Regions from separate parts of the Homo sapiens genome. Here region 2 is linked to region 1. A link is a loop called in an ENCODE intact Hi-C map of the cell type or tissue named here. Cell type or tissue: heart left ventricle. All regions are shown on one strand. Each heading gives the region's core, and the rest is flanking DNA. Links, peaks and the distances in the headings are about the cores only.

Region 1 (16,734 bases), core at 4,218-9,217:
CTTCCTTCCTAAGAGCTCTAATTATCTTGATATTCTTGGAGTTTCATGTAATGTACCTTTGAAAACATTTTTGTGTTTTGTGGGGATTGCAGCTTAGTTATAAGAAAATACAAGCCTTTCTTTTATTTCTTAATGTTTGGATTTGAAGATTCATGTGAAATCTTCAATTGCATTCTTCAGTTGAGTTAAATTGCTTTAATTACGAAACCTAATAACTGAGACAGATTTGGCTTTTTTCTTCCATATTCTTTCTGTACCCTTGAAGTCTAACCTGTCAGGAGACTTCCTCTCTCTATTCTTGGAATCCTTCCCCCAAGATGCCTTTTTAGCAGGATAATAAACCACCTGGGGGAAGCCCCCCATTGACATGCATTTAGAGGGCTTTGTTTTTTGGAAATGGCAATAGTAGTCCCATCCAGGGAGGAAGGATTTTGGTTAGATGGTGTGAGGCAAAGAGCAGGGACTCTGGAGTGTGGCCTAACAAAGATCACAGCTATGCGACTTTGTCACTTGACTTCTCTGAACTTTAGTGTTCTCATTTAACATTAATAGCTAACATTTACATAGTGTTTATAATCTAAACACCTTATGTATATTTATCGTCTTAACTCTGAGGTAGGTGTTCTGTTATCCCCATCTTACAGGAGAAAACTGAGACCCACAGAGTTTAAACCTCCAGATTTCGCAGCTAGTAACAGCATTAATAATTTGTTTCATAGATTTAACATCCCCTCTTCTCCAATATACTCTGACATTTCTGAAATTGACTGTAGGGTTATAAGGATTAGAGACAAGGTCTGTAAATTGCCAAGCATAGTATCTGCCTAAAAGCAAAAACCTGAGAATCTGGGGCATTTATCTATGTTGGAGAGGCCCAGAATTCAACTTTTATTGATTAGAGAGCCAAAAAGACCCACTCTTAGAATTGCAAGTGACTTTTTTCTTTTCTCTCATGCTGGCTTTTATTTTATTTTTATTTTTATTTATTTATTTTTTTTTAGTTGGAGTCTCACTCTGTCTCCCAGGCTGGAGTGCAGTGGCGAGATCTTGGCTCACTGCAGCCTCCGCCTCCCTGGTTTAAGTGATTCTCCTGCTTCAGCCCCTGGAGCAGCTGGGATTACAGGTGCCCGCCACCATGCCTGACTAATTTTTGTGTTTTTAGTAGAGACGAGATTTCACCATGTTGGCCAGGCTGGTCTCGAACTTGTGATCTCAGGTGATCTGCCTGCCTCGGCATCCCACCTCATGGTGGTTGTTTTTTTTTTTTTTTGAGATGGAGTCTAGCTCTGTCACCCAGGTTGGAGTGCAGTGGTGCGATCTTGGCTCAGTGCAACCTCTACCTCCTGGGTTCAAGCAATTTTTCTGCCTCAGCCTCCTGAGTAGCTGGGATTATAGGTGCCCACCATCGCACCCAGCTAATTTTTGTATTTTTAGTAGAGACAGGGTGTCACTGTGTTGGCCAGGCTGGTCTCGAACTCCTGATCTCATGATCCACCCGCCTTGGCCTCCCAAAGTGCTGGGATTAACAACTGTGAGCCACAGCCCCTGGCCTCATGTTGGTTTTAATAAGCCTTTGGCCAGAAAACAATTTTGCCAAATCAGGGACAATCTTCGGTGAACCCAAGGGGTGCTAAGGAATGAAGGCGTTTTGAGTTACTCAAGGCAGGAGTACAATGTCTTTTATCTGTATCCTAAGCACTGAGAATTGGTGTTCCATGAATATTGAATGAATGAAAGAGGCAAGTCAGGAATATGAGCCTTTTGCTTATCTCAGAGTCCCTTGCTGGTAGTCAGAGTAAGTCTACAAAATATAAGGGAAAGGAATGTGCTTTTCAGCTACTTGAGGAAATTGGGGCCAATATCTAAGTCAAGCAGTGTGTTTAAGCTAAATCCAAGGTTTGATAGGCCCTCCTGGAACTAGAATGTAGTTTCTGTTTGGAAACATGGTTCTCCTGTAATTTAAAGTGACTAGATATCCCAGATTAAGACGAGATGGCCAATAAACTAGTGGCTGTTTGCTTGACTGTATTCGGGAATGCAGTTTAGGAAAAGGTGGCCTTTGTCCCATGTACCTTTTTAAAATTCTGTCTCACAAAAGAAATATAAGAGCTAGGTGTCCAAAATTTATAAAATACAGAAGGTGATTTCCTAATGAAAAGAGAGATAGTGAGAAAGATGTAAAAGAGGATAGGCAGTGTGGGTTAATAGATTATGTTAGCAAAGTAGTTTGAATAGGAAAAGACTTTAGAGAGGAGCCCAAACATTGAGGAGTTATGAGGCCCAGGAGATACTTTATGCCTAGGATCTGATTCTAGCTCTGTCTCAAATGCATGTCTCTGTGGGTCCACCTATAAAAATGGAGGAGCTAAATTAGATAATCCCTGAAAGGATTTTCCAGGTTTATGATGGAATGAATTGGGCAAAACAGGAAGTTGCAATTTAGAAAAGTTCTGCCTAAAGCAAATAGCTGTGGTACTGACTGCCCACATTCTCTGGGATGATTTTGATGTCAGATACTGTTCAATCATCCCTCTGAGAATATTTACATTTACCAAACTGTTTCCCTGTTCTGCTTTAGAACCCTTGGCTGCTTTAAAGTCTGTGAGATCCCATAATTTATCTGTAAATTTCATTCTTTGAGTCTGCCTTATAGAAATGTTTACAGTTACAGTTCTGATGTTATGATAATTTGTAATGTAAATTTGAAATAAATTATGGAGTATTTTTGTTGTTTAAACAAGATCACTTTTTTCATTTATAACCCCTCCATGCCACACTTTCTCTTTTTTGAGTACAGTTTCATTTGCTGAGTCAAACTCATAGTTAATTTTAGAGTTTTTCCTCATTCCTTGTAATGGGATATTTATCTGCAAAACTCATTCAGCATTGAGAAGAGTGCTGTCTTCCTAAGATTAAATGCGCTTCATTTGAGAACGTTGATTCATTAAGGGAAATTGCAAAACAGAAGGGAAACTTCCTTAAATGCTGCTGGTCTGTAAAAAGGGAACCCAGCAGGAAAGGGGAGAGGTGCATGGGGGAGGGGTGAAGTGAAGAGTGTAGCAGGGTAGCTGCAGTTGAAATATTCATCAATCATTTTACTGGCACCAGGAAACCAATCAGCCTTTTAGGGAGAGAACTTAATCAATCACCTAATGTGGGAAAATACAATTGCTTTCCCACAAAAAAATATTCCCTTTCTTGGTGACAGATCGAATCTGAGAGATACTTTGGTTCCCTGGAATTCAGAACTGACTGCAAGCAGTTGCTGAAAGTACTGCTGTGAAGAAGTGCATTTAACATTTGGAGATAAAATTTCCTATCTGCTGCGAGCCTTTTCAAAATATTTCAAAATAAGTTTGCTTTTCGTACAGTGTGCCCATCAAAAAATAAATACTGAGCAAGCCGAAGTGTGTGAAACACTGTAAATTTATTCTCCAAAGCTAGTTTCAGAGCATAGATAAGGACTCCTGGCTGGAGAATACCCGATGTTTCAAATGCCTTGTTTGGAAAGCAGGGTTAAAGCGTTGTCTAAGGAACATACCCTGGGAAACACAGTTGGAAGTGCTTGCATATAAATAAAAGCAGGAAAGATACAGCTGCATCGTATATTTAGGTTTTAAATACTTGTGATTTCTGAGGGTCTGTCTGTGCTTGAATTGCCTGTGGCCCTTAGGTCCTTTGGTTCTTAAGATGTGAGCTGCTTAAGAATCCAGTGTTTTTAAAATTAATGCATGGTTACTGAAGAGAATATGGAAAACGAAGGGAAAATAACCTATAATCCTACCACTAAGCAACTTTCATTAACATTTTCTTCTAGACCTCAAATCCAAGGTTTTTTTTTTTTTTTTGCATTTTTTTAGTCATACAGTATATACTATTACGTTTTCTGCTTTTTGTTTAATTTTAAATGTTTTTTCTCCTGTTATAAACTTCACTCATTGAACATCAAGTTATTTGAAACTTTCGATAGCTGTATGACAGCCCATTGTTTTTCATTGCTGGCCATTTAGATAGGTTTTATTTTTTCAGTGTTATAATAGTACTTCTCACACCATCTTGTGCTTGCTTTTATCTTGGCTTATTTTGGGGGATAATTTTGAGAAGTGTGTGTCTATCTCAATGTACCCTCACCAACAACTACTTTAATTTACACTGAGATACCTTGCATACCAACATCCAGGGCTGCCAGCAGTACTTATTTATTTTAATAAATGCCTGGTGCTTGAGATAGAATTTGAGATACTGTGGGTAGGCTCTTTGCTTTTTATCATTTTGGGGTGAGAGAGAGTCATTCCCCCCCTACCCGCCCTTTTTTTTTCTTTTTGATTCTGGCACTAGAATGTTGCCCTGCACCCTCATCCTAGCATCTCCAGTCTGGTCAGAGCTGTGCTTAAGGACCCTTCTGAGGCTACCTTCGAATTCTTATAGATATGGGTGAATGGGTGGCAGAGACACCCTAGAGCCTTCTCTGGTTGCCTCTAAAAATCTCGGGATGATAAGTTGATGTGCGTGTGTCTTCTAATACAATTATATCATCTCCCACAGTCTTTAATGTGTCTTGAGACCTACCTATACCTGAGTGTGAATAGAAATTAAGTACATGCAGAGAGAATTTAAACTTGCATTCCTTTAGAAATCTGCATGGGTTCCTCAGTGGCTAGTTTCTATCCTGATCCTGTGCAGTGTTTGATGGTGAAAGAATCTAAATAAATCTTATGCTAATTTGAAGGGCATTCACAGTTTTTAACAGGTCTGATTTCAGAATGGAAATAGGAACATTTTGGGAATCCAGCTATCTATACATTTTTTTATTAAAGCATAAGTCATATTTGCTGAAATTAAAATTAAGTAGTCTTTAGACATTGTTAAAGTTTATGTTGATTGAAAGTAAACATGAACATTTGAAGATCATTTGCTTTGCTGCTTTGTGCTCACCACTGGTGATCAGAAACTTGTAATTTGCCAAGATAGGTTTTATAATGCTCTTTAATAAGAAAATGAATAAGCCAGCTGCTCTTTCTCTCAACTATAGCGGGTACAAACCTCCTCAATTCCTGGTTAGTAATTAAAAGCCTTGAGATGACCTTGAATCTAACTGAACTACAAAAGCTGTCTTGAGTTAAATTTATAGCTTTTGTCAATTTCAAAAGAATGGTATTCTATTTGCTAAAACATTAAGCGTAGCCTTGGGTGTACATTGAAGATCAGAAATAATTAATAAGAGGTACTACTAAAGTGCAAAGGGAAGCCTAATATGGGCTACAAAAATAATTAAGTTTGTCATCTATTTGTTGATCATTTAAAATATGTACTTGAAAAGATTTAAGAGAGGGTGGCATTTTTCAAAGTGTCATTTTGTGCTATTCAGATTTGCTGAAAAGATCTATCTTTTCCCCATCTTAACATCAAAGAGGTTTTTGAACCCAGTGGGGAATCAGAACAAATATTTAACACTTTTTTAAAAGTAACAGTTTAATTGATTCTTAAAATATTTTACACAGTGGGAATTTTCTTAGTGAAAGTTTCTGATTATACTCAGTCAGTGTAAAAGTAAAAATATTAATGTTTTAAAAATGCTTTATATGTGAGCCACATCTTAAGTTCTATGAATAAAGAACTTTTCTGCTTACCAAAAGGGTAGAATATATTCGCAGCTGTTTAGAGAGCCTTGAAGTACTATCTTATTGATAGAAAGGACCTTGACATTGTTGCTATAAGAAAAGTTAGGTTTTATGTGTCAGTAGGTCAGATAAGACATGTCTTCCAGCATCATAAATGTGATAAATCCCTGAAGAGTCCAGCAGTAAAGCAGATAGTTTGAGCAAGCGGTAAGGTGTTACATAGATCTTGCAGATTTTAGGATTATTTTAGTTTTTACATTTATTTAATGAGACTAACCTAGTCACTCTTAGATCACAATAATGAAATTACATGCCAGTGTGCTTGTGAATGAAGCCAACATAATGAACGGAAAAAGTTGTTAATACACAGCAGGGATTGCCAGTCTGAGAGTCTCTAATGGAAGTTCTCAAGCAATTTCAGTTCTGATTTGATCTGAAATCGTGTGAGCAATAAGGTTGTTCAGGGTAAATAAAATGAGATCTCTGAAATACTCTTTTGCCTGAAATATTTCCACGGTAATGTGACTCAACCTCTGAAAAGCAGATCTTTGCAGAAAGGAGTTACTGTAGTAATGGTAGACAAACTTCAGCAGTGGGAGGGCAGGGGTTAAAAATTATTTCAGCAAATTGGTAGGATGTAGTGATAACTAGGTGCATTAGAGCCTGAGCTTTAACGTTAGACTTGGGTTTAAATCCTGTCTATTCTTGTGATTTTTTAATGTATTTTTTTGACAGTTGAGTGGAAGGGGGGTGGAGATACTGGGTGGAGGGTGGTAAAAGGATGTGGAATCACCACATTGATTATTGGAGAATGAAATGAGGTAGTTTATGGAAAACCTGGAATGTAGCTGTATTACTTTACAAAAGTTTCTGAGTTAATTTCCTTATCTGTAAGTAATGTTAATATCATCGATCTCATAGGTACAGCAGACCAGTTTACCACAATCCAAGTCATTGAAAACCAGTTTCCCAGATGTTCAGTTTACCCAGTATTCCATTCAATAAAAGACAGTTTGCTGAATCTAATCTGTAGACCTTACAGAACCCGTTGTTCATCTCGTTTTTCTTAAATGCTCCCCACCATTTTTTTCCTTTTTGTTTTTCCCGTTTCCTATACATCATTTCTCCCCCATGCCCTGCAGCCCAGACAAGGATGTATATTTCTACCAGCAGAGGTCCTCTCTGCTTCAGCTCTCTCCAGCTGCAGTGTAGAGACAAATTGAACATCTTAAAAATGCTGGTATTCCAACGGTCAGTTCTGACTTGGCAGAAATCCTTAAAAGGTAATTAACTGTCTCATCAATATGAATTTTTATAAACTGTCCAAATATTTAAAACAAATTTTTGACAAATTTAGAGAATTGGCTATTTGGAGATTTGGCAATTTGGTCAGTTGACTTGGAATTATCTCATATAGGTTTGGAAAAATTTGGCAATATATGTAAAATAAAGTGCCTATTACTCACAATGGTGGGACTGTAGTAAGTACTCAGTTGGTGTTCCTTTTCTTGAAGCATTCCTACTCTGAGTTGGAACTCCTCCTCCCAAGGTTTTTCTCCCCTGTGGGCTCTAGTTTGACAATATCAGGTGATAAAGGCTGGTTATGAACCACCTAGTGACTTTCTTTTCCATTACAGAGTTGTTGAATTTGCCCAAATGAAATACTTTATTTTGGCTTGGACTTGTTATAAAATGGTCCTTCCTTCCTTGGTGCCCTTTAGGGTTTGACTTCTCAGTGATTTAAGATATGTGCCCCTTTTCTGTAGCACTTTATTCCCAGTCTTGCTTGTAAGTAGAATTATGAGCCTTAGGAGAGTAGACTGCAGCTTTATCAGGGTAAAAGCAAGGCTAGGTCCCTGGAGGTTCTTAGTGGGAAGTATTAGAACCAGAGCAAATGCTCCTGTCTCTGATATACAGGAAGCCCAGCATCCCCATCCCCTACCCAAAGTCTCTCTCTGGAGGTCTCTAAAAAGGTTTTCTGGTAATATCCTTAAAAGGGAAGGGAACAAGTAGTTGTTGAACACTCAGCACTAGGCACAGAGCTAAACTAACTCATGTAATCCTTTCCATAACTTTTCTTTGGATAGGTGGTGATATTCCCTTATTATAGATGAGTAAACTGAGGCTTAGAGTTGAAAATAACCTTCTACTAACCACTACTCTGCTAAACCAGTATTTTTAAATCTTCAGTTTTTCCTGTATCACCACATGATTTTTGTCATTTTCTAATATATTGCTTATTTAATTTTTTAAATATTGAATAGTTAACATTCTGCAACCCAACATTTATTTTAAAATGAATTTTTTTATTAGCTTAAATGAAAAATTATTTGCCACAAGTAGAAAGTAACAATGAAAAAAATTTAATGAAAATAGAATTGTGTTAAATTCTAAATGCTATTGTCTGCCAAGGTCTCTGACCAGGCCTTTGATAGAGAGATTAGTAAGCACTAGAGAGGCACTAGAAAAACTAACACCACATTTTTCTTCTGATGTAATCAGAAGGATTGAAAGAGAGTGGAAAAGGTACTAACAGCTTTGGAATGTTTTATGATGCCTTCTCTTTGTACCATTTAAAATCATCCAGTGGTTTCCTTGCTTTGGGAAACACTGACATAGGTGATGGTGTGTACATTTTACAAATGAGTAAACTGAGTCTTAGGGAAGAGGAAATTTGTTCGAAGTTGAACCAGTCCCACAGGCCTTACTGCCTAGGTACCCCCTCCTTACTTTTCTTTCTCTCCTTTCATCCTTCCTCTTGCCTCCCTGTCCCTGCCTCTCCTCTTTTCTTCCTCATCCTCTAAGAGAATTCAGCTAACTCCAGAGTAGTGTAGAGATTTTTAGATGTGTTTTTCTGATCTTTTTTTTTTTTTAATTTAACTGCTGTGAGATAGGATTTCATCTTTAAAAACTTAGGTCTTTCTTAAAACATTGTGTTTCTTAGTGCTTAGTGAATTTCAGAAGTTGGGTGTAAAATATATAGTAATTTTGTAGGTACTTGTACCCCTACATAAATGATTTATTGAAATAACTGTAAAGACATCATAAACATTCCCTTGCCTCCTCATTAGATAATGTTGGAAAAGTGAGCTTGAGAAAAGATATTGCCAGCAGTTTTTGAAACAGATGTTATCTCAAGTGCATTAAAGGACAATTTCTTTGACTTTTATTGCGTGTTGTAGTTTTGTAATTTATATTAATAATTATGTTTAATTACCATTTTATTGTGTTCTATTGGAAACAATAGGTAGCTGATGTAACTTTACCATAATTGAAGCCTAGATTATAATTTGATTTTTAAAAATTTTATCCTTTTAAAAAAATTGATTGTTTAATTTTAATTTGATTTTATCTTTAAAACTTTTTGAATAAGAAAAAAACCTATTGTCATTTTTTCTTATTTAATTTTTTTGTTTGTTTGAGACAGAGTCTTGCTCTGTTGCCCAGGCTGGAGTGCAGTGGCGTGATCTTGGCTCATTGTAACCTCTGCCTCCTGGGTTTAAGCCATTCTCATGCTTCAGGAGCCCGAGTAGCCAGGATTACAGGTGCATGCCACCATGCACAGCTAATTTTTGTATTTTTAGTAGAGACAGGGTTTCACCATTTTGGCCAGGCTGGTCTTGAGCTCCTGACCAAGTGATCCGCCCACCCCGGGCTCCCAAAGTGTTGGGATTATAGGCGTGAGCCATCCTGCCCTTCTGTTTTATTTAATTTTGTATTGTGACAATAGCTTCTTCAAATACAAAAGGAGGAATTTTGTAATCCTGTTGTTTAAAAAGTTTGTTCCACTAGTTACTAAAAGAAAAAAATTCAGTTCCGAATTATTTTAAATAGCATCCTTAAAATTCTTCATGGAAACACTTTGTACTTTGAAAGAAATTGAGGATTTTTTAAAGAAATTCCAGTTATGGTAATTTTCCTATTTCTAATTTATTGTACTTTGTCTATGCTAGCCATATCTCTGAACATTTACTGTGGATTCTTGATAAATCATCTTGTGAAACCCGTTTCTAATAGATTTTTAATCCCAGGCACCAGACTCATGTAGTGTATGGCACACCCCACTTGGTTTAATTGATATTTTAGTAAAATTTTTCTGATACTTGGGTATAAGCTAGAATATATAATTCTTGCTCGGTGACACTTTGATTCCAGGGTCTCAATCCAGAGCTTAGCTCAGGGTAAGGAGGTTTGTCAGCATGCCTTGGTATGAAGTAATGAAGTAAGGAGGACTTCCAGCCAGGAGTTTCGAATGTTATTGTCAAGCTCATATGTGCTCTATCTAGAAGAATTTTTACCATTTAAATTGTAAATCACACACACAAAAACTTAATTTTTCTCTCGTTCTTAGAGGATATGTTGAACTGTTTATGTTCTTGTTAGAAAGTTTTGGTCTCAACTGATTTCTTCGCTGAGTTGTGATTTAACAATTATATTGATGTGCAGTATTAGCCTAATTAGTACTTGGGTGTGACTAGTGTCTTTCTCTGAAAATTTTGTCGTTAATGGTTTGCCTTTCCTTTTTTCTTGAGCTGAAATTTATTGTGTGCCCACTGTGTGATAATTACATGCAGCAACCTTATAAGGAGAGTAACATTATTTTCATTTTGCAGATGGGAGGAACAACTTAAGTGACTTGGCCCCCTAAGTGGGAGAGATGGGACTCAGACCCAAATGTGTCTGATCCAGGGCTTACACTCTTGGAATCTGAGCACTAGCTTCTGGTAGAGGATACAAAGGGCCATTTGTACCTTAAGGAGTCTAGTATTTAGGAGACTGTGTTTTAATGGTAGATGCAAGAATTAAAGCCAGACTTCAATTTTAGCCGTGGAGACAAGTATGGTCTTTGAAAATTGCTTGTTTAAAAATCTTGACTTTTTTTTTCCTTAACTGGTCATGATTTTTATTTATTTATTTATTTATTTTTTTGAGACGGAGTTTCGCTCTGTCACCCAGGCTGGAGTGCAGTGGCGCGATCTTGGCTCACTGCAACCTCCGCCTCCTGGGTTCACGCCATTCTCCTGCCTCAGCCTCCCGAGTAGCTGGGACTACAGGCGCCCACCACCACGCCCGGCTAATTTTTTGTATTTTTAGTAGAGACGGGGTTTCACCATATTGGCCAGGCTGGTCTCGTTCTCCTGACCTCGTGATCCGCCTGCCTCGGCCTCCCAAAGGGCTGGGATTACAGGCGTGAGCCACCGCGCCTGGCCTATTTATTTATTTTTTAAAGATGCCTTTATGTATTTCTAAGGAGAAGAGCAAAGTCCAAAGCCAATTTGTGATGTTGGAGAAAGATGCTGTTGTGAGGTTTAGGACAAATCCTTGCCAATGGGGAGACAAGGAAGCAAAGAGACCCTTGCTTAAAAATGCTGGCCCTGGGCATGTGACATGGAAGCAGAACTCCATGTGGAATGGGAGAGACTTTTGATCCTTAATGCCTTTTAGGAAACAAAGCAAAATAGCATTAGGCTCTTAAATACTATTTGATACAAGATGAAGAGTGAATAATATAAACTAGAAACATGAGAGCCTTAACATGGTAGGGACTGAAAGTAACCAATGTGTCTATACAGTCTCAATTTCCAGGTCAGCTTGTATTAAAGTTTGCCTTGCTGACCTTACAAATACGTTCTTCTCATTTGATATCCTTAGTATTTACTTTTTGAATAGTATGGTCACTGTGACTTATTCAGGAATGTGAGGCATATTCAGAGAGAAGATTGTTAAACTCAGAACAGCTGTATACCAAATAATCATCTCTTACTCTGGAAGTCCAGTTGAGCTGTGGGGAAGTAGGGATGCAATTCTAACCTTATGTTTGTGCTAATGTATGTTAATGCTAGAAGAGGAACTTCTAAGCCTGTGGAACTTATAATAGGTATCAAAAACTGTAAAGAAACATGCGTTATGTAAGAGTGTGATTTTAGCGGGGCAGGGTATACTAGTATCTGTAGTGCTTTAACAAGCTGGTGTGATGGTGTGCATCTATAGTTCCAGCTACTGGGAAGGCTGAGGCAGGAGGATTGCTTGAGTCAGAAGTTCGAGGCTGGAGTGCATTATGATTGTTCCTGTGAATGGCCACTGCACTACAGCCTGGGCAACATAGCGAGACCTGTCTCTTAAAAAAAAAATACCGTATTTATTTTATTGATTGGGTGATCTGAGATCTGAATGGTTGACCCAAAGGTCAATTTTCACATGAATACTGCAACCTCATGAAGAAGCTGACCTCTCAGTAATAGCACTGGGTGATGACTTAGTAAAAGGTCCTATTCCCTAAGTGTGTGCAGAATGGAACACTTTCCCTAAAGCTGCTGCAAAGTGGTTTAGATTTTTTAAATTAAGAAGTCTTTTCTGAGTCTGTTTATATTTGTGTTTTGGAGGGTTTCCAATTATAATAATGGGTAACTCTTTTTTTTTTTTTTTGAAATGGAGTTTCACTCTTGTTGCCCAGGTTGGAGTGCAATGGTGCGATTTTGGCTCACTGCAACCTCCGCCTCTCGGGTTCAAGTGATTCTCCTGCCTCGGCCTCCTTAGTAGCTGGGATTACAGACATGCGCCACTACACTCGGCTAATTTTGTATTTTTAGTAGAGATGGAGTTTCTCCATGTTGGTCAGGCTGGTCTCAAACTCCCTACTTCAGGTGATCCGCCCGCCTTGGCCTCCCAAAGTGCTGGGGTTACAGGCGTGAGCCACCGCACCTGGCCAATAATAGGTAACTCTTACTGAACATTTGCTATATGCTAGGTACTGTTTTGAGTACTTATATTTATTTCATTTAATACTTACAACAGCCCTGTTAAGTTCTTTTTTTTTTTTTTTTGAGACAGAGTCTCGCTCTGTCGCCCAGGCTAGAGTGCAGTGGCGCGATCTCAGCTCACTGCAAGCTCCACCTCCCGGGTTCATGCCATTCTCCTGCCTCAGCCTCCCGAATAGCTGGGACTACAGGCGCCTGCCACCGCGCCTGGCTAATTTTTTTTTTTGTATTTTTAATAGAGACGGGGTTTCACCGTGTTAGCCAGGATGGTCTCGATCTCCTGACCTCGTGATCTGCCTGCCTCGGCCTCCCAAAGTGCTGGGATTACAGGCTTGAGCCACTGCGCCCGGCTTAAGTTAAGTTCTTTTGTTCCCATTTTTAGATCGGGGAAATGCCTATGGGACCACAATTAGTGTTTAAATCACAGGAATCCTACAAATGTTATTCCCTTTAAACAATTTCTCCTTTCTGTAAAATGGGGGCTACAGTGGGATGGAAGAGATTAGGAATGATTTATAGTTTATCCTTCTAGTTTTTTTTAAAAAATCTAAGAATCTTGATAACCCCTTAAGGGTTCCTCAAGTGTTAGCATTGTATGATTTGTACCCCCTATTATACACAACTGCAACTTTTGATAAACTCATGGACTTTAGAGCTGAAAAATGATGCTAAGAAAATTGATCTTTCACTGAGGAGAAAATCTAAGTACAGAGGGAGTAGATCACTTAGCCTTATACAAATGGCTTATTAATACTGAAGCAAGGCATCTTGCCTAGTATATCACTTTATTGATATCTTAATATTAGAAACTTGCTTTAACATCAAAGTTGGTATATTTGCATCTCTGTATAAAGAGAGTTTGCAAATAGGAATTTAGGTGTTATCCTTTTCAAGCTTTGGGGTGTTTCGAGGAAATAAGGTTGCAAAAAGTAGCTTTTCAATTGTTGGATTTGTTTATTTCTGTAATTTGGTGCTATTAATGTATGCTAAAAAGTTGAAAAGGGGAATCAAACAGGATTTTTGAGTGGATTAGGAAATTAAATTCCAGGAAGAGAGAGGAGCAGTCATAATAGTCTAGGATTATAGGGTGATTAGATGCCTTGAGCTTGATCTAGGGATATTTGAGAGAGAATGAAAATGTCCTGGTGATTGACTATATTATTCGAGGGGACTGTTGGGAAGGGTGGTAAAGTGGGAGCCCAGGAGGAGTCTTTGGGGATCTCTGGCTTGGGGGATGAGAGTTGGTGGTACCTGGAACCTGAGTGAAGAACACAGGAGAAAGAGGATTCAAAGAGAAAATAATAGGTTCAGTTTGACATGTTGAAATTGATGGAGCCTATGGGTTATTTATCCTGGTAGACATTGACAATAGACATTTGGATAGATGGGTCTGTGGTTCAGGAGAAGAGTCTCATCCAGAATTGAAAGTTTGGGGGAGAGGGGAATCATCAGTTGGGAAGTGTAAGTGAAAGTGTATGTGGATGAGACCATCCAACCTAGGATGAGAAGGTTGTGTGTGTGCTGGGATAGGCCTTTCTTGCCTGTGAGGACATTTAGTAAAGAACATGTCAGGCTGGACGTGGTGGCACATGATTGTAGTCCCAGCTACTCGAGAGGCTGAGGCGGGTTGGGTTGATCCCTTGAGCCTGGGAGGTCGAGGCTGCAGTGAGCCATAATTATGCCATTGCACTGTAGCCTAGGTGACTAAGTGAAACTCTGTCTCAAAAAAAAAAAAAAAAAAAAGTCAGACAAGGTCTGTATAATCATCTGTAAGGATGTGACTGCTTCTAGGGGAAATAGTTGCCAGCAGTGGAAGGACATCCAAAAGATATGTATGGCTGAGTATTATTGATAATGTGTCTGTATTTACATTCTTTCTTTCCTCCCTTACTAGTCTGATTCAAGTGCCATTTTGTCATTAACTTTTTTCTAGTTTTCCCTAAGAAGAAATAAATAGTGTGACCACTGCTGTTAATGTCTCCATTAGGGCATTTACTTCAAAAGTCCTTGTATCCAGTCAGTTTTCTATTTTCTATGCTAGATTTTAAGAATCTAGGGGTAGCCAGCTTTACTCACCTATTTTTCCAATGCAGTCTGGGATAGCAGCCTATACATGGAAAACACTAGGTAAATATTTGTTGAATTTGATTTTAGAATATAGGAAAGTTTAGCATCTAAAAAAAAGGAGTTTTTTCTCCCTTAGTCCTATTTTGTAGAGTATCTTTTGTATTTATGTTGTGCTATAAATACTTGGTTGTTGCTCTTCTGTCTTAACTCACCAGGTTTGAATAGTTTTTAAAAATTTCTTTTGGAATTATTGTTTTTTTTTCTTTTTCCTTTTTTTAGACGGAGTCTCGCTCTGTTGCCCAGGCTGGAGTGCAGTAGGCAATCTTGGCTCACTGCAACCTTTGCCTCCCGGGTTCAAGTGATTCTCCTGTCTCAGCCTACCAGGTAGCTGGGATTATAGGTGCCCACCACCATGCCCAGCTAAGTTTTGTATTTTTAGTAGAGATGGGGTTTCACCGTGGTGACCAGGCTGGTCTTGAACTCCTGACCTCAGGTGATCCACCTACCTGGGCCTCCCAAAGTGCTGGGATTACAGGTGTGAGCCACTGTGCCTGGCACAGAATTATTCATAGGTATGATTAACTAGCTTTGCTTCAGATTTGAAAGATCCTGGGATGAAAGGTTAAAGATGTATTTCTTTGTTGCCACACAATGGATTTCTGAAGCTGGGACGTGGGAGATAGTACTGAGCTTTAAGCATTCATGACTAGTATGTAAGAAAGATTAGTGCCCAGAATTGTGTTTCTAATAAGATAGTAATTTAAAAGTCATTTAGAGAATGGTAGTTTTTTTTTTCCCCTTCAGTTGAAGCTGTTGATTGTAGACAGTTTAGCCAAATCATTTTGTTTTTAGGATTTTTTTTTTTTTTTTTTTTTTGAGACAGAGTCTGGCTCTGTCGCCCAGGCTGGAGTGCAGTGGCGCGATCTTGGCTTACTGCAACCTCTGCCTCCCGGATTCAAGCAGTTCTCCCTGCCTCAGCCTCTTGAGTAGGCAGGGAGAATTGCACAGGCATGCACCACCATGCCTGGCAATTTTTTGTATTTTTTAGTAGAGATGGAGTTTCCTGTGTTGGCCAGGCTGATCTTGAACTCCTGACTTCAGGTGATCTGCCCGCCTTAGCCTCCCAAAGCTAGGATTACAGATGTGAGCCACCGCACCCGGCCTGTTCTTAGGATTTTTTTTTTTTTTTTTTAAGACAGAGTTTCACTCTTGTTGCCCAGGCTGGAGTGCCATGGCACGATCTTGGCTCACTGCAACCTCTGCCTCCCGGGTTCAAGCGATTCTCCTGCCTCAGCCTCCCAAGTAGCTGGGACTACAGGCATGCGCCACCATGCCCGGCTAATTTTGTATTTTTAGTAAAGACGGGGTTTGTCCATGTTGGGCAGGCTGGTCTCAAACTCCCGACCTCAGGTGATCTGCCCGCCTCAGCCTCCCAAAGTGCTGGGATTACAGGCGTGAGCCGCTGTGCCCTGCCAGGATTTTTTTAATGTATGTTTCTGTTTATAAAAACAATATATTTTAATCAGAAAAGTAGAATGGAGGAAGAAAAATTAGTTATACTAAGAGATAATCACTAAGAGAAAATGGACCAAAGTGTTTTTTTTTTCATGTATATATGTATTGGAATATACCTGAGCTCATTCCAAGAATACAGTTTTACATTGTATTTTTAATATGGTATTTGCCCTTTGTAAACTCTTGGAAAACATTTATAGTGTTCGCAAAATATTCCATTGAATAAGTGTACATAATTTAATCATTTTCCTGTGTTTGAATTTTTAGATGGCCTCGAGTTTTGTACTATTTTCTGTATTTCTGATTCTTAGGATAGATTCCTAAGATTGATCCAGAGGGATAAACATTTTCTAGGCCCTCATGCATCCATCTTCCCTTTTTATATGGAGATTTTAAAGAAAATAAGGAAAAAGGTACATTCTGCCACATGTGGGACATCTCTTTGGTGGTATCTGCACCTTACTAATGGATTTCCTGAGCAGAGCTGGCTACTTCTCTTCCATCAAACCATCTGTTGAGGATGGTGTGGGGCACTTTCTGAAATGACTTTGAAAGCTCTCTGACCATGTTCAAACAAACTCCTTGATCAGTAAGACTTTAGTCAGTCTTCACAATGACAATGAACAAATAAAAACATCTTCACTTCCCTCAGTAGCTGCTTCTGACAGGCATCTTGGATTTTTCAGGAGGTGACTTGTAAATGGGCTCAAGTAAGGTGTGGTATTCTTCTTGGACGTTGAGGTCCTGCTGTTATGGGAGCATCAGGGTTGCTC
Region 2 (16,734 bases), core at 3,915-8,914, 140 kb after region 1:
AAAAAAATTTTTTTTTTAATTAAAATTACATACTTAATTGTGTAGCTTGTTTTATTTCACTTAATTTGTGTTAGAGATTGTTCCATGATATGATTCATGGATCTGTCTCATTGTTTTAACGAATGGTTGCGTTAATAGATATGCCAGGATTTATTTCATTCATCTTTTGTTGGTGGGAATTAGATTGTTTTTATTTGTTCTCTATTATGAATAGGGCTGCAGTGAATATCCTTGTATAATACTTTGCTTACTTATGGCATTACTTTTGTAGCGTAAAACCCTGGAAGTGGAATTTCTAGGTGAAAGAGTTTATCCATTTGAATCTTGGTGCTGCTAAATTCGTCCTCCCCCAAATGGTGGTAAATACTGCTCCCACCCCTACTCTCCTACCACCTCAACTCTGCAATCAGGGTGTAAGAGAGCCTGCTTTCCTATTCTCACCAATGCTGTATTATTTATTATGACTGTAGTGTGGGCTGTGATACAGATCATATAAATGTTCCAGGGAGAAGTTAGCATATCAGTGGCAGTGAACAAATGGCAAATAATAGTTGTTGTGTCTCGCCTCTTGATAGGTAAGGATGTGGTATTTCCCTAGACCTTCAAGAGCTGAAATATCGAGTGGCCCAAACTTTAGTTCAGATTAATTTAGGATGACTCACTTGGTTAATGATCTAAAGTGAACACTGTTGGAGACATTTCAACCATAGTGATTTCTGTTTTCTTTGACCTGTAACCTAACTGCTCTGGGCTCGTGGTTACCTTTCTTTTTCCTTTATTCTATTTTTTTTATTTTTTGAGATAGAGTCTCACTCTGTTGCCCAGGCTGGAGTGCAGTGGTGCAATCTCGGCTCAATGCAACCTCCGCCTCCCGGGTTCAAGTGATTCTCCTGCCGCAGCCTCCTGAGTAGCTGGGATTACAGGCACATGCCACCACGCCCATCTAATTTTTTGCATTTTTAGTAGAGATGGGGTTTCATTATGTTGTCCAGGGTGGTCTCGAACTTTTGTCCTCAAGTGATCCGCCTACCTCAGCCTCCCAAAGTGCTGGGATAACAAGTGTGAGCCACCGTACCTGGCCATGGTTACCTTTCAACTCATTGCTGCTTACAGTATCCTTCCCTTGCCCCCAGCTCAGTTTAAAATGAAGCCAAGTAAAGGGAATGAGAAACCAGACATTTGTGATGGATATGTAGGTTTGCCCTTTCCATTCTTTCTTTCAACAGAAACTGCCAAAATGAGGCCAGCAGCATAATGCATCGCCTGTTTAGTCTCCCCAGGGGTTGGGCTTCAGTAATCTTTGTTGCTTGGCAAGATTCTAGTTGATAAAGGTTTGGCATGGCCAGTATATATACCTGTTTAAGAGGAGGTGACTTTTTTTTATCTTGGTGCCAGTTAAGGAATCAAGGACACTGAGTGTTAGGTGTTGCTAGTTGTGGATAATCCCAGTTATCTTGCAGGTACGAGGGTCTGCCATACCTCCCAAATTTTGGAAGCCCTGGTTAGCATGTTCTGTGGATTTTGCCTTTGTCTTCTGATCACTTTTCTTCACTCCCCAGGCTTAATGTCTGCATCCTGAGGCCTTGTTGGTCTGGGGGATGCTGCCCTCTGCTGGTGGACTCTAGGACACCCACAGCGGTTTGGATGGGTCCAATCACTAGGGGAACTGACAAAGCTGTAGGGAGCCACTCATAAAGCTTTCTATAGTTTCCAACTTCATAACCCAGCCCTAAGACTTTTTCCTTTGAAAATAGCTCATCAGACACTAGAAAAGATACAAGTACAGAAACTTTCCCTGTAGCATTATTTGTAGTGGCCAAATAATAACACCTAGGTGCCCTGCGCTAGCTAATTGTGTTTCCATTCAGTTGACTGGCTTACAGCTGCTGAAATTGACTATATAAAAGACAAAAATAGAATGAAAATATTTACCACAAAACAAAAACCAGGCAGAATATACCAATTGCAGCCATTGAAGAAATGCCTTATGTAGGATAAGGGCCACCCGGGAATCTTCAAAATTGGCTCTCAAAGCTGGAGTGATTTCCTTTTATGTTAGTGGTGCTAATAAACAACGGGAGGGAGGAATTAGCTGAATGATTGGCAGCCTGGCTGAAATCTAGAATGAGTGACTTGCAGATTGACTGGGTGAAGTCTAAAAGTCTGGTTTCTAATCTCCTTACCCATCTCTCCATCTTGGCTCTTCCTCTACTGATCAGTATTTAGGTTTCTTCTGACTTTTTAAAATTGTAATAAATGTGCCTTATACGTATATTTTTGTGAACATGTGTATTTCTCTAAGATGGAGAGAAGTGGTATTTTTGGGTCACAGGGTGTGTGTAGTTTAAATGTTGGTAGATCCTGTAAGCTGTTTTCAAGTTGTACATCAACCACCAGCATTGTATGAGCATACCCATTTCTTCAAAACTTCACCACTGAAATATACCACTATTTTTAATTTTTTGCCAATCTGATGAGAAATGGTTTATAATGGTTGCTTTACTTTTGAGTTTTTATTAGTGACCTTTTCACTGTTACTCATTCTAATCATATTAGGGCATCTTTGCCTGGTCATATTCTTTGTCCATTGGGTGGTTTGCTTGTCTTTTTCCTACTGATTTTTAGGAACTCTTTATGTTTTGTAAATACTAATATATGTGTGTGTATAAGTATGTATATATATTTTGGGATCTTTGCCTTTTAGAAGTTAGACCTTTATATAGATGCAGATCTGATCATCATTTCTTTAATGATATCTGGATTTCATGTTATGCTTAGAAAGACACCCCCTCAGTATATTATAATATATATGTTTTTGTTTATGTGGTTGTGGGATTGTGATTAGTTCTAGTTCTTTTCTTTTTTTTTTTTTTTTTTTGAGATGGAGTCCCGCTTTGTCGCCCAGGCTGGAGTGCATTGGCGCGATCTTGGCTCACTGCAATCTCCGCTTCCCGAGTTCAAGCGATTCTCCTGCTTCAGCCAGTGGAGTAGCTTGGGATTACAGGCATGCGCCACCATGCCTGGCTAATTTTTGTATTTTCAGTAGAGTTGGGGTTTCACCATGTTGGTTGGCGAGGCTGGTCTTGAACTCCTGGCCTCAGGTGATCTGCTCACCTCGGCCTCCCAAAGTGCTGGGATTACAGATGTGAGCCACTGCGCCTGTCCAATTAGTTCTTTTCTATCTCAGGAAATTTCTGTTTCATGAGCTGCCAACAAGTTTTATGGCCAAATAAAACTTGGTTTTAAAACAGAAATGAGCTGGGCGTGGTGACTCACGCCTGTAATCCCAGCTTTGTGAGGCTGAGGCAGGCAGATCACCTGAGGTCAGGAGTTCAAGACCAGCCTGACCAACATGGTCATGGAGGTTGCAGTGAGCGGAGATTGTGCCACTGCACTGCAGCCTGGGCTACAGAGCGAGACTCTGTCTCAAAATAAATAAATAAATAAATAAATAAAACCTAAGATTGTACAAGTACTAAGTGGCAAAGTTTTTCTGGCTCCAAACATTCTAGCTACTGCTCATTTTAATTGTCTGAATTCCAGGAACATGTAAATTTTAACCTATAATCAGTCTTCTCTTGTTCAGCTCTTTGACAAAAGCCTTGTGACTCAGTGTCTGCTTACCAAGTTTTGTATCATTCTGGGAAAAAAAAAAAGGCAAAAACCCTTATATTTCACAAGGATTTGTTAGGTGCTTTGTGGGGGAATGGAGAAAGTTGGAAGGTTGGGATAATTAGGATTACGAAATAGTTGAAATAAATATTGTGTTGCTACTGATTATAATAACCTTTGCTAGTTTCCAGTGTTTGACCTCTATAGAATTCACCATATACACATGCAGGATTTTAAAGGTGCTATATGGGCCTTTAAGAGACCAGGATTTTACTTCTCAGTTTTGTACCTGGTGCCCACGCTGGAACCCCAACTATATGTGCCTACTCCAGTTTCCTCTCAGAGGCCTATTATCATTTTGCTGAGTGTTGATTTTCAAATCATTATGACTAGTTGTGAAACACTTACTGTAAAAAGCATCCTACCCATTTTGCTTAATTTATCTTTCTAATTAGGGCATTGTAATGATGGAATTACATTCTATGCAGTTTTTAATGCATTAGCCTGGAAGTTCAGCAATTTCTTTTTATGCTGCATTCATCTGAGCATTCTCAAAGTTACATGATAAAGAATCTAAGCTCTCCAACTTTGTATTAACTTGATCTGAATAGAAACATTCAGTGGAATCCAACTATCTTATTTGTGTGAAAAGTGAACCTCACCAGGACTGAGTAAACACCATTAAAAGAGCAATACCAGGCTTTGAATCCAGTTATATCACTGGGACCACAAGGGCAAATAAGATTGTGAAGAGCCATTTTTCCAGGAATAGGCTTGCAAGGATTGTCTTTAATGCATTTGAGTGTCTCTTGCAAAGAAGAAGGACATGGTAAATGGGAAGGTCTGTTTGGGCAGAGTTGCAGAGACTTGAAAAGCACCAACAAAAAAAGAAAATTTCAGTGTGGTAGCCAGTTCATTGAGGAGGGGTTATGATGATATTATCTTTACAGTCATTTTTGTGCCAAGCTGATTTACAAAGGGAATTTTTGCATATAGTGGCGGACTTTTGTCTATGTCAAGAGGAGCCTAAGGCAGAGTATATTTTTAGGATCTATTCTCTCAACCCGTTGGAGTTGCCTCTCTGGCTCCTGCTGACTTATCCATCTCTCATGCCACAAACCTGCCATCACCACCTGTCTTAGATTCTATCATTTATAGATTGAATAGGACAAACAGCTAATCTGATAAGTGAATCAGTGCTCTTAGAATACCCGAGGGCCAGTTGTTGGGGGATATATAAATGCTAATTAGGACTTTCAGGAAATAAATTCTCTAACTTTGAAAGTTTTTCATTCTGGCTGGTGGAGACAGAAACTATTCTTGGCCCTATGGAGCCCCAGAATTGTTCCCTCTACTCCTTTGGGATGATTTTTTCCCTGGCTTTGGGTAATTTTTCTCGTATATGTGCACTGATCAGTCCTCAGCTGAAGACTTGGAGGACCCCTCTGCAGATCTCAGCTGTGCTCTCTCTGCATAGCCCTCTCCCTCCTAGCCCTCTTCTTTGTGAACTCCAGCTGCCCTGCCTCCTGGACTCCCAGCTTCTAATCCTCAACTCTTGGGACTGTTGAGCTCTACCTGGGTTCTCCCTTCCTGTGCTCTAGGCTGGAAACTCAGGGCTTCGGTGGGTATTTGTAGGACTTCCCTTATTTGTTTCCTCTTTCTCTGGAGTCACTGTCTTTGGCCGCCTGAGGTCCAGTACCTGAAAATCATTGTTTTATATGGTTTGTCCAGCTCTGTAGTTGCCCCAGCCAGGTGACCAAATCTGGTCCCCATTACTCCATCTTGGCTAGGGTGGCAGAAGTCCATCTGTAAACTTTTATATACTTTTAAATATATGTTTTTGTAAATGAGATCAAACTGATTCTTTTCATTAACAAGATATTATAGACTTCTTTATGCCAGTAATGTTCTTTGTATTATACAGATTTATTAGCCATCCCCCTATTGATTGCAAAGTTTGAGCTTTTCTTTTAATTTTTATTTACTTATTTATTTTTTGTTTTGTTTGAGATAGAGTCTTGCCCTGTCACCCAGGCTGGAGTGAAAGTGGCTTGCTCACGCCTCAGTGCAGCCTCAACCTCCCAGGCTCAAGCGATCCTCCCACCTCAGCCTCCCTAGTAGCTTGGACTACAGGTGTGTGGCACCATGCCTGGCTAATTTTTGTGTTTTTTATTTTTATTTATTTTTTTAGAGACGGTCTTGTCATGTTGCCCAGGCTGGTCTCAAACTCCTGGGCTCAAGCAATCTGCCCACCTTGGCCTTCAAAAGTGGTGGTATTATAGGTGTGAGCCACCACACCAGGCCTTAATTTTAATTTTAATTTTAATTTTATTTTAGAGACAGGGTTGCTCTCTTGCCCATGCTGGAGTGCAGTAGCACCTTCTTAGCTCACTGCAGCATCAAACTTCTGGGCTTAATTGGTCCTTCCGTGTCAGCTCCCAAATAGATGGGACTACAGGTATGTGCCACCACATCCAGCTAAATTTTAAATTTTTTGTAGAGATAGGGTCTCACCATGTTGGCCAGGCTGGTCTCAAACTCCCGGCCTCAAGCGATCCTTCCTCTTCAGCCTCCCAAAGGCTGGGATTACAGGTATAAGCCACCACTCCTGGCTTTGAATTTTAAAATTTATTTAGCTACTATATACAGTACTGCCATGAATATCTTCTCACTCCTGCACAAGTACTTCTGTAAGGTACATTCCTAGAATTAGAACTGCTATATTAAATGGCATGGGCATTTTAAAGCATGGGCTTGGCTTTAATAAATAATGCCAAAAATAACCTCTCAAAATGTTGTACCAATTTGTATAATGGTTGTGTGATGGAAGATGTGAAAGAAAGAAAGAAAAGAAAGAAAGAAAGAAAGAAAGAAAAGAAAGAAAGAAAAACCCAAACTACTACTTTGCATTGACATTGATAGGATATATGGGGGTTTACCTTACCCACAGTACAAGAGTTGTAACTGAAATTGGATCATTTTTAAGGGTATAATTCCTTGGCAGGCAAATTCTTAGATTGGTGTGATTTGCAACTGGCCCATCTGCTAACCCAGTTAAGTAACTGAGAAGAGGGGAGTATCTATGAGGTTCCTTTGCATAGTGCTCAGATGTGAGCTCCCCCTGCTTATGTTCCTGGTACTCTTCCCTTTAGGTGCAGTGCTATTTTAAGTCCTGAAGAGATGCTGGGGTATCTGTCCAAGCAGGCTTGTCAAGAAGGGATGCTTGAAGAAGTCCCAGGAAAGCATTTTCTAGAAGTCATTGGTCTCCTCTCAGTCCTGGAACTGTTTTTTTCTCTGCTTTCCACACTGATTTGTCCTTACACATCTGAGCCCGGGGTCAGTTCTATGGAGGGTCTGCATAAGTCTTGTCTTTTGTTCCAAATGAAGGTTGCTCCTGGGAATCTGGGTGGACTATGAGAGTGAGGGGCAGAAGAGAAGAGTGGTTCAAGTCAGCAGTGGAAACCTATCCTTTGTTACTTGACATCTGCTTTAAATTCCTTGTTTAGTTTTGTTTGGAAACCTTATCAAAAAGCACAAGGTTCTGGGACACAAGGAGCTAAACAGTATAGCTGCACAGCTCAGCTATCACTTTCTCTGGGAAACCCTTCCAGATATTCATCAGATACATATTAGGTTCCAAGAAAATAGTGGTGAGCTACTGGCACCCCAGCTAAGACAAGCACCTCTTCTCTGAGCACACCTTGTATTTTGCCCCTCTTCTAAGATAGATATCATTATCCCTTACACTGGCTTGCTGGCTTGAGCTCTTCAAGGATAAGATCTTGACTCATTCATCTTGACCTACCCATCCCCAGCTTAGCACAGAATGGGAATTGCTCAGTGTTGACCTGCTCTGAATGCTGAATTCTCTCTCATTCTCTCTCATTCTCTCTCTCTCTCTCTCTCTCTCTCTCTCTCTAAGACAGGGTCTCACTCTGTTGTGCAGGCCTGGAGCACAGTGGTGTAATCACGGCTCACTGGAGCCTCGACCTCCTAGGCTCAAGTGATCCTCCCACCTCAGCCCCCCACATAGCTAGGATTACAGGCATGTGCCACCATGCCCAGCTGATTTTTTTTCTTTTAATTTTTAATTTTGTAGAAGTGAGTGTCTCACTATATTGCCCAGGCTGGTCTCAAACTTCTGGCCTCAAGCAATCCTCTTGCCTTAGCCTCCCAAAGTGTTAGGATCAGAGGTGTGAACCACTGTGCCCAGCCTTAAATTGTCTCTAATTTTGGAGCAAAGACTGGAGAGTAGTCTTTGGTGGCTACTCTGGGGGATCTCTTCCCTACGGATGTCTGAGCAAGCACTCTGTCTCACTAATGGGCTTGAAAACAGAGATTCTTGTAGAGAACGTGACTCATGGTTCTGGAAGTAAGGAAAATAATAACTACTGCTAGGTTTGCTGGGCCTATGATAAGTACTTTAGTGATAATGAGAAGTATTTTACATACATTCTCAACCAAAATGGCCTGATCCCAATTTTGTTTTTTTTTTGGTAAGGGAAGTGAAGGCTCACAGAGATAAAAGAAAGTTATTGTATCTTACTGTGGGACACTGAACATGTTTAACTCCAAAGCCCACTATACCTGCCTCCTCCTTCCGCACAGTAAGTTTTGAAGAAGGCTAAACTACTGAATGGGTCAGGAAAAGGATACTTCCAGGTAGTATCCTCAAATAGCACTCCAACCTGAGATTCAGAAAGGAAAGTTATTTGGGGTCAAAAGCACCTCTCCGCTCAGCTTGGTGTATTGAACTCTTGAAAAATACAATTATAAACACCTCTATGCAAGTAAACTAGAAAATCTAGAAATGGATAAATTCCTGGACACATACACCCTCCCAAGAATGAGCCAGGAAGAAGTTGAATCCCTGAATAGACCGATAATGAGTTCTGAAATTCAGGCAGTAATAAATAGCCTTCCAACCAAAAAAAGCCGAGGACCAGACGGATTTACAGCTGAATTCTACCAGAGGTACAAAGAGGAGCTGGTACCATTTCTTCTGAAACTATTCCAAACAATTGAAAAGTAGGAACTCCTCCCTAACTCATTTTATGAGGCCAGCATCATCCTGATACCAAAACCTGGCAGAGATACAACAAAAAAAGAAAACTTCAGGCCAGTATCCCTGATGAACATCAATGCAAAAATCCTCAATAAAATACTGGCAAACTGAATCTAGAAGTACATCAAAAAGCTTATCCATCACGAGCACTTTGGCTTCATCCCCAGGATGCAAGGCTAGTTTAACCTACACAAATCAATAAACGTAATTCATCACATAAACAAAACTAAAGACAGAAACCACAGATTATCTCAAAAGATGCAGAAAAGGCCTTCTATAAAATTCAACATCCCTTCATGTTAAAAACTCTCAATAAACTAGGCATTGAAGGAATATATCTCAAAATAATAAGAGCCATATACGAGAAACCCACAGCCAATATCATATACTGAATGGGCAAAAGCTGGAAATATTTCCCTTGAAAACTGACAAAAGACCGGGATGCCTTCTCTCACCACTCCTTTTCAATGTGGTATTGGAAGGTCTGGCCAGGAAATCAGTCAAGAGAAAGAAATAAAGGTATTCAAATAGGAAGAGAGGAAGTCAAATTGTCTGTTTGCAGATGACATGATCCTATAAAAAACCCATCATTTCTGCCCAAAAGCTTCTTAAGCTGATAAGCAACTTCAGCAGTCTCAGGATACAAAATCAATGTGCAAAAATCACAAGCATTCCTATACACCAACAACAGATAACCAGAGAGCCAAGTCATGAATGAGTTCCCATTCACAATTACTATGAAGAGAATAAAATACCTAGGAATACAGCTAACAAGGGAAGTGAAGGACCTCTTCAAGGAGAGCTACAAACCACTGCTCAAGTAAATCAGAGAGGACACAAACAAATGGAAAAACATCCCTTGCTCATGGATAGGAAGAATCAATATTGTCAAAATGGCCATACCACCTAAAGTTATTTATAGATGCAATGCTATTCCCATTAAACTACCATTGACATTCTTCAAAGAATTAGGAAAAACTATTTTAAAATTCATATGGAACCAAGAAAGAGCCAATATACCCAAGACAATCCTAAGCAAAAAGAACAAAGTTGGTGTCATCAGGCTACCTGACTTCAAACTAGACTATAAGGCCACAGTAAGCAAAACAGCATGGTACTGGTACAAAAACAGACACATAGACCAATGGAACAGGATAGAGAACTCAGAAATAAGGCTGCACATCTACAACCATCTGATCTTCAATAAACCTGAGAAAATCAAGCAGTGGGGAAAGGTTTCCCTATTTAATAAATGATGCTGGGAGAACTGACCAGTCATATGCAGAAAATTGAAACTGGACCCCTTCCTTACATCATAGACAAAAATCAACTCAAGATGGACTAAAGACTTAAATGTAAAATCCAAAACCATAAAAACCCTAGGTGAAAACGTAGGCAGGACCATTCAGGACATAGGCACAGACAGAGATTCCATGATGAAGACACCAAAGGCAATTGCAACAAAAGCAAAAATTGACAAATAGGACAGCAATAGAAACTATCATCAGAGTGAACAGACAACCTATAGAATGGGAGAAAATTTTCGCAATCCATCTGACAAAGATGTAATATCCAGAATCTACAAGGAACTTAATCAAATTTAAAAGGAAAAAAACACATTAAAAAAGTGGGCAAAGGACATGAACAGACACTTCTCAAAATAAGACATTTATGTAGCCAACAAACATAGGAGAAAAAGCTCAACATCACTGATCATTAGAGAAATGCAAATCAAATCCATAATGAGATACCATCTCACACCAGTCAGAATGGTGATTCTTAAAAAGTCAAGAAACAACATATGCTGGTGAGGCTGCAGAGAAATAGGAATGCTTTTATACTGTTGGTGGGAATGTCAGTTAGTTCAACCGTTGTGGAAGACAGTGTGTGGATTCCTCAAAGACCTAGAACCAGAAATACCATTTGACCCAGCAATTCCATTACTGGGTATATACCCAAAGGAATATAAATGATTCTGTTATAAAGTTACATGCACACATTTGTTCATTGCAGCACTATTCACAATAACAAAGACATAGAATCAACCCAAATGCCCATGAATGATAGACTGGATAAAGAAAATGTGGTATATATACACCATGGAATACTCTGCAGCCATAAAAAAGAATAGGATTATGTCCTTTGCCGCTCCTTTGGATGGAGCTGGAAACCATTATCCTCAGCAAACTAACATAGGAACAGAAAACCAAACACTGCATGTTCTCATTTATAAGTAGGAGCTAAACAACGTGAACACACAGACACAGGGAGGGGAACAACACACACTGGGGCCTGTTGGGGGTGGGGGAGGGAGAGCATCAGGAAAAATAGCTAAGATATGCTGGGCTTAATACCTGGGTGATGGGTTGATACATGCAGCAAATCACCATGGCACACATTTACCTGTGTAACAAACCTGCACATGTACCCTGAAACGTAAAATAAAAATAAAATCTAAAAAGTGCTTTTTTCTTTTTTAAATTTTGTTTTCTGGTTGTCATTTTTCCTCCTAAGCACGAAATTATTTTTTTTATTTATTTTTTTGAGACTGTCTCCTAGGCTGGAGTACGATGGCGTGATCACGGCTCACTGTAGCCTCAACCTCCTGGGCTCAAGCAATCCTCATGCTTCAGCCTCCCAAGTAACTGGGACTACAGTTGTCTGCCACCATGGCTGACTGGCTTGCTTGCTTGCTTATTTATTTATTTACTTGTTTATTTTTGTAGAGACAGGGTTACGCTATGTTGCCCAGGTTGGTCTTGAACTCCTGGCCTCAAGCGATCATCCTAACTTAGACTGCCAAAGTGCTGGGATTGTAGGTGTTGGCCACCGTGCCCACCCAGGTATTATTTCATGAAAAACATTATTCTAAGTAATATTAACTAAGTTTATTGAAAATTTACTGTTTGCCAGGCATTGTGTTGAACATTTTTCATAAGATTATCTCTTTCAGTTCTCACAGAGACTCCATGGGGTAGGTAATGCTAACAACCTATTTTATAGATGAGGAAATTGAGACAAGTTATGCAATTTACCTAAAGTCACATAGCTAGTAAATTTACAGGATCCAAAATTTGAATCTCGATTTAACCCTAGAATTTCTTTGCTGAACCTCTCTTTTATTCTATCTTCCTATTAATTTTAAAGAGATGGGGTCTCACTGTGTTGCCCAGGCTGGAATCCAGTGGCTACGGACAGGCACAGTCCCACTTCTGATCAGTATGGGAGTTTTGACCTGCTCCATTTCTGACCTAGGCCAGTTCATCCCGCCTTAGGCAACCTGGTGGTCCCCTGCTACTGGGAGATCACCATATTGAAGCTGAACTTAGTGTGGAACACCGGATTGGCGTAGTGTACTATAGCCCAGAACTCCTAGGCTCAAGTGACCTTTCTGCCTCAGCCTCGTGAGTGGCTGGGACCGTAGGGATATGCCACCATGCCCAGCTTATTCTATCTTTCTATAAAAGAAAAAATAAAAAGTCCTGAGCTTGAGAGAATGGGGCCTGAGTTGCAGTTCCAGGATGTCCAGGAGCAGCATCAAGTTTTATTGTCCCTTGTGCTGGAGTATGTATCCCAATCTCTGATACCTGTTCCCTTTACTCAACATATTTAAAGGTTAAACTAACAAAAACCTGAGTTCCAAAGCCCAGGATTGAATAATATTTCAGGATTCACCAAAGAGAAAGATGAGTGAATATACACAGAAAGGGAGCAGGAACTTAGAAAGTAGCAGGGAAGCAATATCCCCTTTCCTCAGTTTATCAAGTTCCTATTGACAGGGAGGTGCCCATGGCCTTTGGGGTCAGACAAGCTGCCAGCGGGTGATGGCACATACCCTGTGTTCTTGGAGTTTGTTAAATTACCTCACTGTCACGTGAACATAGAGTTGTGTTATTAAAGATAATTTTAGTTAGTTTGAACTGTATACTTATTTAATCAATAACCCTGAAGAATCACTGTTCCCATTTAACAGACTTAGGAGAATTGAAGTGCCTTGCCCAAGTTTACAAAATTAATGCATGTTGTATAGTTGCTATTTGATACCAAGTTTGTCTGACTCCAAAGTATATAATTCCAGGCTGCCCCTTATTTTATTTAGCTCTTTCTATAGAATTATGGATTTCTTGGAAGCCTAGGCCTTTTTTTTTTAATCCATCAGACATATATCAAGTACCCATTTTTGCTATGTTCTGTGATAGATTCCAGGAATACAGAAATGAATCAAACCCTGGTCCCTTGTTCTTGGAATATTCACAGACCCATAGACACATGGAGGCAGGCACACAAAGGGATGAAATGGTGGACATTCATAGAATTGGAACCTTTAGGGCAGGGAAGAGTAGGAGAATATTTCATAGAAGATGTCATGCCTGAATTTGCTGATCATTAAATAATTCATGGAAACTAGCTAGGCAGAAGTAACACTACATGCAAAGGCGCATTTGGGAAACTGCAAATAGCACTATTTGCTGAGAGCATTGGGAATATGAGAAGGGAGAAGGGAGAGGAAGGCTCTTATGAGGTTGGGAAGGTGCTTTATTCTGAAGGCCGTGAAAGGTTTTAAGTAGAACTGGCATGGTTTTGAGTCTTAGCAGCCAGGATGGAGAATGGATTGCAGGAAGGTGATGCAGAAAAAGAGAAAGGAAAAAGCAAGGAGCAAGCAAGACATACCCATAAAGGAAGCTACTAAAATAAGCCAGATGGGAGATAGTGGTGGTCAAGACTGTGAGAGTGATGACAGAAACAAATAGATGGATTCAAGATTTGTTTGTGTGCTTTAATTTTTATAAAACAAAAATAGAAATACAAAGTAGTATAATGAGGCCATGTACCCAGCCTCAACAACCATCATCGAAGGGCTAACCCTGTCCTACTCATAGTTCCACCCATTCATTTTCCATTTTATTTTGAAGCAAATCTTAAGTATCATTATTTCATTTGTTAATATTCCAGTATGTATCCTTATCCTTTAAAAGTGTGGGGTTTGTTTGTTTATTTGGTGTTCTTTTGTTTTTGTTTTTTGAGGCAGAGTCGTGCTCTGTTGCCCAGGCTGGAGTGCAGTGATGCGAGGGTTTTTTGTTTTTAAGAGACAGACTCTCACTCTTGCTCTGTCACCCAAGCTGGAGTGGCTGGAATGCAGTGGCATGATCACAGCTCAGTGTAGCCTAGAACTCCTGGCTCAAGTGATACTCACGCCTCTCAAGTAGCTAGGACTACAGGCACATGCATCACCACACCTGGCAAATTTTTTGTAAAGATGGATCTCACTTTGTTGCCCAGGTTAGTTTTCCTAATCTGTAGATTTTCTCCTCCATCTTTTTTCCCCCTCTAAGTTGAGACGTTGGTGGTTTGTCTTGCTGAATTTACCACACCCAGATATTGCCGATTACATCCTTGTAATGTAGATGAATGTGTTATTCTGAACTTTGTAGTTCTTTTATTTTAGAAGATGGATATAGAGACTTAGTCAACTTCAAGCCTTCAGATCCAACATTTTTGGCAAGACTACTTCATGGGGGTGTTGAGTTCTTCCATCAGAAGATATGTACTGTCTTGTTCTTTCTTTTTGTAATGGTTAGCAGCGTTTGATGATTGGTATCTAGGATCTATTATTTCACGGTGTTATTCTAATTCCAGTATTTCTTGTTTGTTTATCCTCTGGAATGCTTCTATAAAGAAATTTGTCCATAGCTGTTTATTACCCTGTGGTATAATTCATCTAGGAAAGGCAAGATAAATACTGATTTTTCCCCTTAATATTTTTTTCATTTTAAAAATTATTTTTTTTTTGAGACAGGGTCTTGCTCTGTCACTCAGGCTGGAATGCAGTGACACGATCTCTGCTCACTGCAACCTCTGCCTCCCGGGGCTCAAGAAGCAATCCTCCCATCTCAGCCTCCTTAATTGCTGGGACCACAGGCGTGCACCACCACACCCAGCTAATTTTTTGTATTTTTGGTAGAAACGGGGTTTTGCCATATTGCCCAGGCTGGTCTTGAACTCCTGGACTCAAACGATCTACCCGCCTCAGCGTCCCAAAGTGCGGGGATTACAGGTGTGAGCCACTGTGCCCTATTTAATAATTTTTAAGTGATGCTCAAATTATCCCATCTTTGTTTAGTAAATACCTCTTCAGGGTAGCTGATTCAGCTACTTTTGAGGGGGTAGAAAAGACAGGATTTATGACAGGTTGTATGTGGGTATAGTCAAAGAGGAGGAAGGAGCCATGGAAAGAGTGCCAGGTTTTTGGCTTGGGTGGTTGATGCCTTTCACTGAACAGGGGGGCCAGAGAGAGGAACAGAGTTTTAAAGGAAGACAAGTTTGGACTTGTCTGAGGTGCTTATGATGGATACATCTAGGTGGAGGTGCCCAGGAGGCAGTTGGATATCAGGATGTGAGATTCAGGGGAGCAGTTCCTGACTCCAGGACCTAGGATAAGGCTCAGTTGCTGAGTGTAGTTGACTCAGATTGGGATTATGTGCGTTATTTCTTGTTGGATAAAAATGGATTCCTTTGCCATCAGGAGCCAAGTTCTACCCTAAAGAAAGACTGCGTAAGCCCTCATTGTCCTTTCTTTTACCTATGCCTATCCTTAGAGAGTTCAATTTTTAGTAGAGTGGAAAGGGATAGAACTGGTGCAGGTAGGATTGCCACTTGCTGATTTGCAACTGATCTTGTCAGATTTATTACAGCCAATCCCTCAATTAGAGGAGAGCTCTGTGTATGGGTAAGATTTGCTGGAGTTGGAATTGGGACTGGGAAAACTGGTTTTGGCTTTGCGGGAATGGCTGGCCTAAGGTGGTCTATTTGTATTCCTGAAGGTTTTTTTTCCCCCTTTCCTATGTTGCTGCTTTCTGAAGCAGCTCCTTTCCTTCCTTTCTTCAGTCAACAAATATTCAAGCACTGGAGATACACTGGTTGGCAAAAATATGGGGCACAGTCCTTGGTCTCATATTTCGGAATCCAGTGACGGATACATATGTTATATATGTTAATCAAAAGATCGTCAGCAACAGGTGGTTCTACACTGATGCAGGAACCCAGCAAATGACATATTGATCAGGAACCTTTGACTACCAGTACCAGCCCTTCATTGTTGGAAGATTTAGTCTCAGGTAGGCTTCTAAATCAGAAAATGTATATTTAACACAGGGCCTGAAACATGGGAGACTCTGAAGTAGAGTTTGTCTAGGGGAAAAAACCTGTCGTGAGGTAAGATGAAAGAGTTAGAAAATGTGAAAATGAAGAAGAATATGAATGCACTATTAAGAAATTCAACAGAAGAACTGTACCCCACCCACACAACACACACACCTCTCGAGGAGCCATCTAATTGCTTTAATGTATTATGAAAGCCTTTTAAATACTAAACTGAAGACAGCCCTGGGCTTGACTCTTTGGAGTACATGAGATTAATAAGAAAGGATAGAATTGTAAAATAAAAATACTACGTGATGAGTAATGTCGTAGTATATTTTAGGGATCCAGGCAGAAGGGAAGAAGGGTGCGATTTGACTTTGAGTTTAAGTCTGGGAGAATGGAGTCTTAAAATATTTTACAGAGGAGGTGATTTTTAAATTGAGTCCAGTAAGATTAGTAAGTGGGAGTGGAAACTATAAGGAAATAGTGAAAAGAGTTATTCCAGGCAAATGGAATAGCTTAGTATAATATTTGCACTATAAGTAAGTGGGTCAGCATGGCTGGAGTAATGGGTACTTAAGAGGAGTGGTGGGAAATGAAGCTGGAGAAGTCAGGAAGAGCTGGGTTATAGAGGGAGGGCCTTAGGAGTGTGGGCCTTTATACCATAGGTTCCTGGGAACCACTGATGGGACTCAATGAGATCATGCCACACTTAATGGGGGCATTTTATCTTGCCTTTTCCCAGAATTCTCACGTAGAACTGAGTTCTTTTTAGATAGAAGTCTTTTCCTATATCATCTGACGTTGTCTCTAGGTCAGGTAGATGGATGTATGAACAAATGAAACAACCAGAGAAGTGAGGGCTGAAACCAGAGTTGGCTTGGAAAAACTAACCTTCAAGTGGTCTACCTTTATAG

What was found. Hi-C counts contacts between places; a loop is a spot of excess contacts. Peaks named below come from ENCODE experiments on the same cell type or tissue, not always from the same donor. Only the 100,000 strongest peaks of a DNase experiment are listed, where the experiment ranks them.
Region 2: it touches region 1 in a loop (5-fold over the local background); 18 of 110 quality-filtered maps call a loop at or near these places.

The regions. Positions count from the first base shown.
Region 1 is chr9:124,744,576-124,761,309 of GRCh38, reverse strand. All of the region lies in intron 1 of NR6A1 (nuclear receptor subfamily 6 group A member 1), which reads left to right. LOC124900274 (a long non-coding RNA gene) reads left to right here. Exons shown (of 2, transcript XR_007061773.1): 1 at 1-16,734. Among named protein-coding and RNA genes, the nearest start is that of NR6A1, 18 kb to the left of the region's middle. RefSeq lists enhancers at 1-228, 229-784, 15,687-16,187. In heart left ventricle, for the core only: a CTCF peak has its summit at 6,805; no DNase peak of the experiment used is centred there; H3K27me3 peaks cover 883 bases.
Region 2 is chr9:124,602,547-124,619,280 of GRCh38, reverse strand. All of the region lies in intron 2 of NR6A1 (nuclear receptor subfamily 6 group A member 1), which reads left to right. It also overlaps the pseudogene RN7SL302P. Among named protein-coding and RNA genes, the nearest start is that of MIR181A2HG, 48 kb to the left of the region's middle. RefSeq lists an enhancer at 1,131-1,632. In heart left ventricle, for the core only: no CTCF peak of the experiment used is centred there; no DNase peak of the experiment used is centred there.